Regions from separate parts of the Homo sapiens genome. Here regions 1 and 2 are each linked to region 3. The links are chromatin contacts, found by Hi-C or POLR2A ChIA-PET in ENCODE. All regions are on one chromosome and are shown on one strand. Each heading gives the region's core, a stretch centred on a gene start or an enhancer-like site at or near the end of the contact. The rest is flanking DNA. Distances are from core to core; before and after follow the strand shown. Region 1 has its middle 260 kb from the start of CXCR4. Region 2 has its middle 14 kb from the start of CXCR4. Region 3 holds the start of RAB3GAP1 (RAB3 GTPase activating protein catalytic subunit 1).

Region 1 (4,097 bases), core at 1,336-3,835, 1.3 Mb before region 3:
GTGGGTCTGCCTCACCAGCAGAGAGTGCCCTGTTGTCACTTTTCTCTCCTATTCTCAGGGCTAGGTTGGATGTCGCTCTAGAGCTTGGGCAGAACCAAGAGTCAAGGACGGTACACAAATGGGTTTTTTGTTTTTGGTTTTTAAAGAATGCCTCCTAGCATGATGTCAGACTTGCACCATACATAATTATTTTGCTTTGGGCAATGTCCTTTGACCCAAACTATTGTCAATCCTAACCAAAGAGTAATTTTCTGAATGTTGTGCTTTCATTATTATGACAGCTGCTCATGTTTGCAAACCACTTATTTCAAAACAACACATCATTCAGATCTCCATGATTACAGATGCAGGGACAAGGAGAGAGAAGTGACTCTCTCACTAGCCCATCAGGGCTCCTAGTTCTGACAAGATGGTCATAGCTATGGGCTTCCCATTCCAAAGGCCCACTCCCACCAGCATTCCCTCCGCTCATCTAATTCCAGTCTTCCCAATCATCTTCTTCCAATGGGAGGATAATGGTGACAAATACTCCAGGTCACAGAGCTTTCACCTATGTTAATGGAATGAAGAGGTTGGGTCATTCCTGTGGCCAAAATCTTAATTTAAAGCTGGGGTGGCTGTAGCTCAGATGGTCTATAGCCATGCCTCTGAATTTTATCTGTGTGTAAGACTTACTGGTTCATCAGAACAGATGCTGTCCAAACCTCTTGTCGCAGCCACCACTTTCTTCTTTCACCTCTCTCCAAAGTCTCCCATATCACACTGCCATCCATTTGGTTAGTAGTTTTCATGCACAATCCTTTCCATTTTTCATCACACTTTCACTGCATGATCTCATTAGAATCTCATAATGCAAACTCAAGGTAAGTAGAGAAGGTGTTAATGAGCTTTTCCACTTACCCCAGGCAATAGTTACTCTGTTCTGTGTTCCCATATGTTGCATATTCCTTTATTATAGACATTTTTGCTATAGTGTAGTTATTCCTTTACCAAGTTCTACCACTGTGTGTTTCCTTAAGGCAAGAGTACAGATCTATCTTAACAGGCTTATTGCAGCACCCACCCCCGCCCCCCGCCAAAGCTTTGCAAAGTCCTTGAGATATAGTAAGTATTGAATAAATGTTTGTTGATTTGAATTACTATACCCATTTGACAGATAAGATAATCAAGTCATACAGAGGAGCTAAATAATACAGATGCTACAGCTACTGCTTGAAATGAGTAATGGAAGAACAGGGGATAGTACATGTATGGGCCAACTCGAGGAATAAACAATCAAAGAGAAAACATCTATTGCATTCTGACTCTGGAACAAATGCCCTGAAGAGATATAAAGATAAAATAACAAGACATGATCATAGTCTGAGACTCTCGTCCAGTGACTGGTGGGCCCCTTTAACTACTCTGTATCTCAGTTTTAACTCATTCAAGTGAGCAGGCTGAAGGATAAGATCTATTATGGCTCATTTGCATAGGCTCCTCAGTATTCTGGTTGAGGAAATGCTACGTATCATCTATTTGCACAGATGGACTATAGACATGCCAGCATACGTATGGCCATGGGATTAACAAAACATGCCACATGGGCAAATAGAATCAGGTTGAAAGAGCAGTCCAGACCACCCTGAAAAAAAAAAAAAAAGGCCTAAAGGAAGAGAGAACTTGGAGAACTGAAGAGTGAAGCAGGCTTTATAAGAAGTGAGGCCAGGGCTGTGGCTAAAGTTGAAATTTATACAGGCAAGAATGACTGACGGGGTGGAAATGAATGGAGGGGGTACACAAAGTGTGTGTATTTAGAGGACAGTAATATCAGGAAGCAGGGCAACTACTTTTCCAGTGGTCTATGCCTGGATGTGAAGGGAGGTGTTTGAGGAAAAAAGAAAGCCTGTCTCCACTTCAGTCCAGTGTTATTTCATCTCTCATCTGAACTCCATTCCTGTTTCATTTATCTTGCTGGTCTCCCAATCTAAATTAGGTTTTGCCCCATTGTACAGTCTCACAGCATTCTGAACTTTAACGTCACAGCAAAAATCTTAATTATACATGCAAGTAAGCTGTTCTTTCTCTATTGCCTCTGTCTCCTGCAGGACTGAAAGGTCTTTGAGAGCAAGACCTGCAACTGTTTTATTCACTGCTGAATCCCTTGCACCTAGCATATAGTAGGTGTGCAGTAAATGTCCAGTGAACTACTACATGAAAATCAGGAATATATGAAAAACATGTCTGTCTGATGGCAGGGCCGCCTTCCAGGGCACAGTTGCTCTGGCTGCCTGGGCAGCTTAACTCAAAGTCAAGTGAGGTCGTCAGTGACAGGTGCAACCACCACCCAGGCCGAAACTTTGGAGTTTGAGTGTCACGGAGAGTGAGAATGTCCTATTTCTGTTTGAGAAACACCACCACCAAGTTTCGTCAGCAGACCCTGCCTTTGACGCTGCACCACATCCCCTCCCCATTTCCTCTCAGTCAAAACGGAAGATGCTTTTCTTTCCAAACAAACTTCTCTTGAGCTTCAGGGCCCTCCCAGACCTCCCTAAACCCACCAATCCCAGCACCCTGCCTCCTACTCAGTCCTGCAATGAGTGACTTTGTCTGTACTCATTCAGATCCATACACACCCTGTGGTCGGCTGTGTTTGTTTCTGTTTTTAAAGGGCTGAAGCAACTGAGTCTCAGAAAGAGCAGGTGACTTCTTGAAGGTCACACAGCTAAAAGCCCCGTCAAGGGCATCCAGAGCATAAAGCTTTGTCATGACGCTAGTTGCTATTTAAGTGCTTGCTAGACTCTGCTAAGTGCTTCCTCACATGACCCCTGCCGATCCTCACACCAGCCCTGTGAGATGAGTATATTATGAAGCCCAGTTTATCAGAAGGCCTAAGTCACGAATTAGTTGGATAACCAGCTCAGGGTCACTCTGCTTGAAGTCACAGATCTGATTCTAACTCGGGACCGAAGCTGACCACATAGCCTCAACTCTCCCCTACATACTCATCACATGGCTGCTGGATGATTTTTCTCTGCTTCAGATTCTCACTTATTCCACTGGACGCTCCTTGAGCAATGGAGTCACATGGTGGGACAGGTGGCCCCTGGTCACTGAAAGGCATTCCACCCAGAGGGACCCAACTTCAGGAAGTAACAACCTCTAGCACCCCCACACCTGCCTCCCTACTTTTCTCCACGCCCCTTCTTTCTTGCTCTCCCATCCACTGCAGGCCCCCACCAGGCCTTTCCTCCCTGAACCCAAACTCTCCTCCTCCCAATTATCTTCACACCAAACTCAGCTGGTTTTCTAGGGGGATGCACCTGACAAGCACATTGACTGTGACTAGCACAGCACCTACCCCAAATATGGGGCATCCCTTTACAATTCAAGCACATCTTATTTCAGCCAAATCTACAGGGACCATTTCTGTCAATTCTGTAGTAAAAATTTTATAGCCCGGGGAGTTTCTCCACCAGGGGCACATGTACTTGCATTTTAACACAGAAAAACCTTAGGAGGGAGAAGAAGGCCCCAAACATGAAGGCTGTAAATATGGATGTTCACCTCTTAACCTCTCCTGGCCCCAGCCCTCTGAAGCTGGAGACTTAAGAATAGCTGCTATAGGGGGCCAGACATGATAGCTCAAACCTGTAATCCCAGCACTTTGGGAGGCCAAGGTGGGAGGGGATTACTTGATGTCGGGAGTTTGAGACCAGCCTGACCAACATGGAGAAACCCTGTCTCTACTAAAAATGCAAAAATTAGCTAGGCATGGTGGCGCATGCCTGTAATCCCAGCTATTCAGGAGGCTGAGGCAGGAGAATCGCTTGAACCTGAGAAGCAGAGGTTGTGGTGAGCCAAGATCATGCCATTGCACTCCAATCTGGGCAACAAGAACGAAACTCCATCTCAAAAAAGAAAGAAAGAAAGAAAAGCTGCTATATATCAAGCATCTACTCTGTGCCTTGCCGGCCATTTTTACTTGACCCCTAAAACCACTCCATGCAGTAGGTTGCATTGTCCCAGATTTACAGGTTTTAAAAAATGAGATCCAGGCTGGGCACAGTGGCTCACGCCTGTAATCCCAGCACTTTGGGGGGCCGAGGCAGGTGGAT
Region 2 (4,173 bases), core at 377-2,876, 1.1 Mb before region 3:
GACGTTGGTGAGTGTTTTCCTATCCTTGAAAAGAGTGCTTTCGGGCTTCCCTTTGGTAGCTGGGTCCCCCACCCCGCACCCCCACCCCCTCAACTTTGAAGTTTTGACTCTCTTTCTCAACACCTGAAAAGACAGGCTGAGTTTCACCTTGGGAAAATGCAAAATAGTCAGCTGCAGTGAAGAAAAAATGATTTGCAACCTCAGTCACAGATTTCTTTGAAACACTGTTGTAAAGGGAATTCTGAAAGGACCACTGACTCATTTCAGACAGTGAGCCAGGGTGAATGTTTAATGTGGTGAGTCGGTGACCGAGGAAACCACTTCTCTTTTGGAGCTGTTCATTCTGACTCTTCTTATCTGGGTGCCTTTACCAAACAAACAAGTATCATCTCTTACTTGGGGACACCTGGTTGGCATTTGCAAAAAGAAAGGAGTTCCAAGAAGAGCTAAAATTATCAACAGCAGAGACAGCTCAGTTTCTGCTATCTACGGGTTCACCCACAGGGATATCATAATCAAGAAGCAAAGTGATCGATTTGGGAAGTGAGGGGTGAAGGAACAAAGATTCATAAAGAACAATGGGATTGGAGGTATAAAATATACCCTGCTCCCCATACCCAAAATGGAAAGTGCCACTTGGTAGGTGGCCATGTGCTGCATAAAACATAGCAGACAGTTAATGTCAACTCAAACCATTCTAGCAAGACATTAACTTAGAGGAAACGCCAGGAAACTGAGAGGTTGGAAGAAAGAAGAGGTGTATTCCTATGGACAGCTAGCTGCGAGGTCATCCTAGTCTGTTGCTGGTACATTCTACTTCAACCTAGAGCTGACAGCGTAGAAAAGTATGACTCATCTCTAAATAAGATCCCTGGACAGACTCATGGAAGTTCTGCTGCTCCCCAGAGAAGATCACCTGGTGGTCATAGGTTTAAAGACCTTACGAGGCTGGCCCATGGGCCGAGATGCCATTGTGCAGGGCAGCAAGGCCCACTTAGGTAAGAATATACCACATGATTGGCCTCACTGTAGAGGCCATCCCTCGCTTGGAAGCCATCTGGAAGTAGATTTGAACTTCTAAGTGACATCTTAAACAGCCCAAGTCCCAGTGATCATTAAGATCCCTGTGACCAAAAGAAGAATCTCTCCTGATCACTTGTGCACTCCTCAGGGACCAGGCAGGAAACATGGGGGCTGGGCTGCTGCCTTGAAAGCAGCCTTTTGTTACCCCCTCACACTGGAGCAGCTGTAAGAAATGGGTGGCTGCTGGCTGAGTGCAGTGGCTCACACCTGCAATCACAGCACTTTGGGAGACTGAGGCAGGAGGATTGCTTGAGGCCAGGAGTTCAAGACCAGCCTGGGCAATAGAGTGAGACCCCATCTCTACAACAAAAATTAGCTGGGCATGGTGGCACACACCTGTAGTCCCACCTACTTAGGAGGATGAGACAGGAGGGTTGCTTGAGCCCAGGAGTTAAAGGCTGCAATAAGCCATACTCACACTACTGCACTCTAGCCTGGGTGACAGAGTAAGATCCAAGAAAAGAAAAGAAGACAAGAAAAGAAAAGAGAAAATAAAAGTGGCTGCCACCCCCCTGCTCACCATCAGCTTCTGGGGGAACCCAGTGAGGCACCCATCTGCTATGGGTATGAGAGAGAACATCAAGCATCTGGCTTTCCTGATCTTAATGTCTCTTCACATTAAGAATGAGGTGAGCTTCTGATTCTCTTGTCCTGCTCCTTCCACCATAGTCTCTATATGGGCTTTTATCTTCTAGAGAGGAGCACGCCCACCCCAGGACTGGTACCCAGCAGGTGTACCACCAATGTTGATGATACTGATGACTAGACTTGCAGCAGGAGGCAGGCACTATTATTATCTCCACTTCACAGATGAAGAAACTGAGGCCCTAATCCATCAAGTAACTTGCCAAAGCCCCTCTGCTAGTGAGCCCAGGTCTCTTAGGATGAAGGGAGGAACTGAGTGTGTCAGAAGCTCTTAAACAGCACTGCCCCCTCCCTGATTCCAGCAGTGTCAGTCTCCTGCCGCTGGGCTCCCACCTACTTGTGTTTGCAGTCTCACTTGTGGGTTCGAGGTCATAACTCTCTGTCGCTCCTCAAGTGCTCGTCACACCCACTGTTCCCTGGTTTCATTTGTACATTGGGGTTCCAACTGTCAGTCCCCAGCCGGCACACAGGTTTCACTTCCCTGAACCCTAATTCACTCATTTTTGAAATAGGGATCTATCTACCAGAGTGGGTGTGAGAAATAAGAAACGGGGTATAAATATAAAGCCTGCAGGAGCCCCACCATGACGCTGTTCACGCCTTAGTGAGCACTTCACAAACAAAAAGCACCGTGATGAGGTATTTGTGTCCTTTCATAACAATCTTCTCTCTCAACTCTGGCTGACATCAGAATCACCTCGAGCATTATTTGAAAAGGCGAATGCTCAAAGCCCCGCCCCAACCCTGCCAAATCAGAAACAACCAAGGTGGAGGTCCTGGAATCTGAATTTACTTTATAGTAAACAGCGCTACCTGTTAATGCAGGGATCAGGGCCAAGCTAACGTTCATCCCACAGGGAGGTTCTATAAGGGATTCCTGCCGAGAGTGGGAGGTAGGTTTAGAGGACCTGAAAGCTCCTCCACAAATAACAACCCCCTTATGTAGTTGGTTCTCGGTTGATAGCTCCCTGCTGCAAGCAGTGTGGTGATCAGTGTACAGAGAAATATTTTTTCCATCCTATTCCACACTGGTCGTGTCCCAAGCTCCACTCTCTGGCAGCCCAAGTAGGGGTAGATAGGCTCTGGGCACCAGACAAAAACTGTATTCCCTTTAGGGCTGCCTTTCCTCTGCGGAACATGAAGATCACTTTTAACAACCACAAAGTTTCATGAACCACCAGATGAAAGCCAATCGTGCTGGTAGTGTGGTAATGTCTGTTGACGAACAACATTCGTTTTTGGCTTTTTTTTTTCTTTTTTTTTTTTTTGAGACAGGGTCTTACTCTCTCACCCAGGCTGGAATGCAGTAGTGCAATCTTGATTCACTGCAACCTCCGTGTCCCAGGTTCAAGCGAATCTCGTGCCTCGGCCTACTGGGTAACTGGGATTACAGGCGCCTGCCACCACACCCAGCTATTTTTTGTATTTTTAGTAGAGATGGCGTTTCACCATGTTGGCCAGGCTGGTCTCAAACTCCTGACCTCAGGTGATCCACCCACCTCAGCCCCCCAGAGTGCTGGGATTACAAGCATGAGCCACCGTGCCCGGCCCAAACAACATTCTTAAACACACACACACACACACACACACACACACACACACACACACACACAAAACTCCTATGAATTCAAGACACTTCCAAACCAATTCCATATTTTATGAATCACAATAGCATCCACATGCATTTCAAAAATTGTAGCACATTATATATTCAATCTACAGGAAGATTTGGCACTTGGGGGTATTTAGACCCTTCACAATAACTTCCCTTGGGGTCCACTGCTCACAGATTGAGAACCAGCCTGCACCACCTGACAGAGTCAAAGGTCAGTGATGAGCTCACCTTACCCCCCACATTCCCCTTTCCAGTAAATCACCCAAAAACCCAACTGTGGAAGAGCATGTTTGAGATGAGCCACTGGTAAGTAACCGAAGGGCCAGAAACATAATCTGAGGCCAAGAAGGAAAGAGAAAATGGGTCTGAAAACAAACAAATGGATGAGAAGGAGAAAGCTGAGGTGTAAAGACCAGGCGGAAATCTATTTGGATAGCTCAGGTGGAAAGTTTTAAAAGTCTGGGCTAGCCACACAGTGGTGGGAATTGCAAGGCTGCTAATGGATAGAAGAGATCTTGGAGAACCAGCATATGATGACTCACTGATGTGAGAAAGAAGGAGGAGGTGAAGGAAGCCTGGAATTTCAGCTAAGATGTGAAGAATGGAGCCACACTCTGAGAACCTACATATAATAACAAGTTATATTTAGGGCCAGCTTGGAACTGCACTCTAAGAACCAAAGTTGGACACTCAAAAGTAGACCAGGACACTTGGCAAAGCAACAGTTATAAGGGACCAAAGGTCTGGAAGCAAAGGGTGCCTATTTTCCTTAAGAACGACTGTGATAAAATTTACAGATAAAGGCATAAGTCTAGAGCAAGTTATTTTCA
Region 3 (3,921 bases), core at 1,136-3,635:
CCTACCCCACCCTCCAAGATTTGAATTACATTTTTCTAACTACCTTCAAGACATCAAATTATTTCAAAATCAACAGGTTCAAATCTTCTCACTTTGACACTTCCTTACATTCATTCTTACAGGCAAAAAACTACAGTTCACATTTGATTTTTCCCACTTTTAACGTATCATCAAGTTTATTACCTAAATCTTCTCTGAAATATGTTACAATCCTCCCTTCTAGGTTCCCTTTGTATTCCAGTCCACAAATCACCATCCTAATTATGAATCAAGTTAAGTCTCCCACCATTATTCTACATCATGTCCTAAAACCACTTTCATCATATCACCTGGCCACTCTAAAACGAAGGGTCTCTCACTATTGTCTTAAGCAGTGGTTCTTTCTAAGTGTGGTCTCCTGACCAGCAGCATCTGAATTACCTGAGACCGTGTTACACAAGCAAAATTTTCAGTCCCACCTCAGACCTACAGAATCAGAAACTCTGAGGATGGGGCCCAGCAATCTAAGACTCTGATGTACATTAAAGTATGAGAATCACTGGTCATAGGAATACTGAATCTGGATTCCTGTATTTAGTTTGGGAAGATGTCCATAACCCAATCCCGTCTTCCTTGTTAACCTTATTTATTTCCCTTCAATAGACAGTCTTCACTCTAGTGAAGATATATTTCTTCATTCAGTCCCTTCAAAGATTCATTCTCACCTATGTCTCTACCCATGTCAGTCCATTCTCATGTTTAACCAACCACTTCCCACTTTCAAGGCCCAGCTCATTTCCTATCTTTTCTATGAAAATATCTCCAACTATTGTAGTCCACAATATCACCCCTATTTAAATAATAATTATTTTAATTATTATTTTTACAGGTAGTACCAACTGGCTTACATTTTAACTATTTGCTGTTTGTTGTTTTTTAAAAATATATGGGTCAAGTTTCTGCTTTTCCCTTTGTATATAGCTCTGGACACCCAGTACCTACTCAATGAAGTCTTGCCAGTGTGGTTATGTCTTACTGACACTTTTATGAAGGGTACCACAGGTCTAACTATTATTCCAACAAGGACCTTTTATATTTTCCTGTGCCACCTAATGACACGACATCCACAAATTTCCTCTCCCAACCAGAAAGATTATAAAATGCTGTAACAGCGTAAACACTGACTTCAACACCCAGGAAACTGAAGGGTTTCTGTGACACTTAACAGAAACCTTCTCGATCTAAGCTATCACTCCTCCACAAACTTGGCTTTCAACTAATTTCAGTAATAGAACAGTTTCACCCAGACAGCTGTTCATCTGAATTTGACAGGCACAGGAAGCCTGGGCACAGTACCCACTTTAATGTAACAACTTAAATCAAAGCATTCCAAAACCATATGCAGACTTTTTAAAAAGGTTATTCTAAAAGACAGGATGGGCGGAGGCTCACGCCTGTAATCTCAGCACTTTGGGCGGCCCAGGCTTGAGCCCAGGAGTTCAAGACTAGCCTGGGCAACACAGCGAGATCTTTAAAAAATTAGTTGGGCGTAATAGCGCGTGCCTGTGGTCCCAGCTCCTCCCGAGGCTAAAGCGGGAGCTTCACTTGAGCCTAGGAGTTCGAGGCCGCAGTAAGCTATGACCTCGCCACTGCACTCCGGCCTGGGCGGACAGACTGAGACTCTGTCTCCAAAAATAAATAAAAATAAAAAATTAAAGACAGCATGGAGATGGTGGGAGTGTGACAGATGGACAACTACCAATACTCTGAAGAAAGACTTCCTCCTGAAAAGGGTATACCAACGTACACGGGATGAGGTGCGGCACAACCTACCAAGTTTACTGCTTACGATAATGAGTTAAACGGTAATGAAAACCGGAACGGTTGTTGCAGCCTCGGAAATTTTTCTTGCGAGTGGGTAACAACCAGAAAACCAAAGTCTAAGGGAAGCGGTCTGACAGGAGAGAAAACAAAACTTTCTGAGAGCCTGAGCCTCAGGGATTGGCTGACGGGGGCGGGCCGGGTGTTGCCAGACGCGAGACGCGGAAGAGGCTTGCGGTTGACCAAAGAAGACTGGGGGAGGAGACCCGGGACCCACGGTATTACCGTTCCCGCACAAGTGGCGTCACTTGTGGTGTGTCTGGGGTCAGGGAAGCGGCTAGGGGACGCCAGGGCCCATGGGAGCTGGTAACCAAAAATGCGATTCACTCACCTTTCCCATTCCGAGGCAGTGGTGAAGTCCGTGATCTCAAATACCTCGGATTCGGGCTGCGGGAAGGGGAAGGAGAGAAAAAGAAATTAAGCCCCAAGGCGAAGACATGAGGAACGAATTTAGATAGTGACAAGGATTAAGTAGGGAGCAAAGAAATCACCTCACTGTCGGCAGCCATCTTGAGGAGCGCCGGGCCTGGCGCTAAGGCTGCCGGGAAGAAGAGCGAAAGAGAACGGGGCGCGTCCCCGCCCCCGGAGCCCCCGCCCCCTGTTCATGAGTCTTGCCCTAGTAAGTAGGAGTGCTGCTTCTTCGCCCAGGTCTGTTAAGTCTTTAGTCCGCCCTCAGCTGGTTAATAAAACTCCGCTCTAGCTGGTTTCATAAAACTTGAAAATTTCCTGTGATGAATACAGAAAGGGAACAGAAGCCAAGGTGATAGGACAAGACCCTAAACTCATGTGGATAAGATTGTATTAAAAAACCTAAAGCATGTTGGGTTTGTTTTCATTCAACCCATATTTGTAGTTAGTACCAATTAGCTTACACTTTAACTATTGGGTTTCTTTTCATTCACCCTCTATTTATTGATTGTAAGGCAATAAACTAGGTGCTGTAATACCACTTCTACCCTCTGCCCCTGACCCTGCAAGAAGTTGCTCAGTTGATTGTCCTGAAATAAAATCATACTAGTTACCTGGTTTCTGGGAAGAGCAACATGGTGTTCAACAAACGCTTCATTTTTTTTTTTTTTTTTTTTTTTTTTTTTTTTTTTTTGAGACGGAGTCTTGCTCTGTCGCCCAGGCTGGAGTGCAGTGGCACGATCTTGGCTCACTGCAAGCTCCGCCTCCCGGGTTCACGCCATTCTCCTGCCTCAGCCTCCCGAGTAGCCGGGACCACAGGCGCTCGCCACCACGCCCGGCTAATTTTTTGTATTTTTAGTAGAGATGAGGTTTCATCGTGTTAGCCAGGATGGTCTCGATCTCCTGACCTCATGATCTGCCCACCTCGGTTCTGTCGCCAGGCTGGAGTGCAGTGGCGCGATTTCGGCTCACTGCAATCTCTGCCTCCTGGGTTCAAGTGATTCTCATGCCTCAGCCTCCCGAGTAGCTGGGATTACAGGCATGCGCCACAACACCCAGCTAATTTTTGTATTTTTGGTAGAGATGGGGTTTCACCATGTTGGCCAGGATGGTCCCGATCTCCTGACCTTGTGATCCGCCCCCCTCGGCCTCCCAAAGTGCTGGGATTACAGGTGTGAGCCACTGTGCCTGGCCTTGTCTTTATTTTAACACCTTCAAGTTATTTATATATATTCTGCATCTGAGCTTTATATTGTTTATATATGTAGCAAATACCTTCTCCCACTCTGCAGCTTGCTTTTTCACTATTTTTTTTTCAGACTGGTGCTCTAAAAAAGCAGACACTACAATTCCAAGCTGGCGAAGTCTCTGAAGTCCAACTGGAAGTGCTAGGGCAAAAATTATGCATCAGGAAATGCGTAGCCCCTTGTACTACTGCCTTGCTCCGTCAATCATTGGCCAGGATCTCCCCAAGAAAACAGTGGCCTTGGCTATCACTGTTTGCTCAGTTTTTGGCTGGAGGAAGCACTCCAAGAATAGCAGGTCCTTGGCTCAACAGTTAGACAAACCTGATAAACCCAACAGCCGTAGGCTGTTCATCTAACCACACGCCTTACAGCTGGGCAGTGAGTCTTTCTTTAAGGGAGGTCTGAG

The links. A loop is a pair of places that touch in the nucleus more often than their neighbours do. ChIA-PET counts read pairs that join two places held with the same protein, here RNA polymerase II (POLR2A). Pooled maps may share reads with other maps.
Region 1: a loop to region 3 is called in a map of naive thymus-derived CD4-positive, alpha-beta T cell, with 6 times the contacts of the local background. The contact joins the enhancer-like site here to the promoter of RAB3GAP1 in region 3. A Hi-C loop is called at or near these places in 3 of 168 maps with a recorded cell type or tissue (CD4-positive, alpha-beta memory T cell, OCI-LY7 and naive thymus-derived CD4-positive, alpha-beta T cell), 11 of 37 single-sample maps with no recorded cell type and 12 of 50 pooled maps. POLR2A ChIA-PET finds 5 or more read pairs at or near these places in 1 of 52 experiments (OCI-LY7).
Region 2: a map of CD4-positive, alpha-beta T cell shows a loop between it and region 3 (7-fold over the local background). The contact joins the enhancer-like site here to the promoter of RAB3GAP1 in region 3. A Hi-C loop is called at or near these places in 5 of 168 maps with a recorded cell type or tissue (CD4-positive, alpha-beta T cell, CD4-positive, alpha-beta memory T cell, CD8-positive, alpha-beta T cell and 2 more), 2 of 37 single-sample maps with no recorded cell type and 13 of 50 pooled maps. POLR2A ChIA-PET finds 5 or more read pairs at or near these places in 1 of 52 experiments (activated naive CD4-positive, alpha-beta T cell).

The regions. Positions count from the first base shown.
Region 1 is chr2:136,380,784-136,384,880 of GRCh38, reverse strand. No RefSeq gene overlaps it. Among named protein-coding and RNA genes, the nearest start is that of CXCR4, 260 kb to the right of the region's middle. Within about 2 kb of position 2,585, at least 8 of the 41 ENCODE cell types and tissues checked have a DNase peak (open chromatin) inside an H3K27ac peak, as active enhancers do; they include OCI-LY7, where a contact is called at or near this core.
Region 2 is chr2:136,130,429-136,134,601 of GRCh38, reverse strand. No RefSeq gene overlaps it. Among named protein-coding and RNA genes, the nearest start is that of CXCR4, 14 kb to the right of the region's middle. Within about 2 kb of position 1,626, at least 11 of the 41 ENCODE cell types and tissues checked have a DNase peak (open chromatin) inside an H3K27ac peak, as active enhancers do; they include CD4-positive, alpha-beta T cell, CD8-positive, alpha-beta T cell and natural killer cell, where a contact is called at or near this core.
Region 3 is chr2:135,050,756-135,054,676 of GRCh38, reverse strand. RAB3GAP1 (RAB3 GTPase activating protein catalytic subunit 1) reads right to left here and starts at 2,385. Exons shown (of 24, transcript NM_012233.3): 1 at 2,352-2,385; 2 at 2,192-2,247. The coding sequence starts at 2,369. RefSeq lists an enhancer at 1,673-1,812.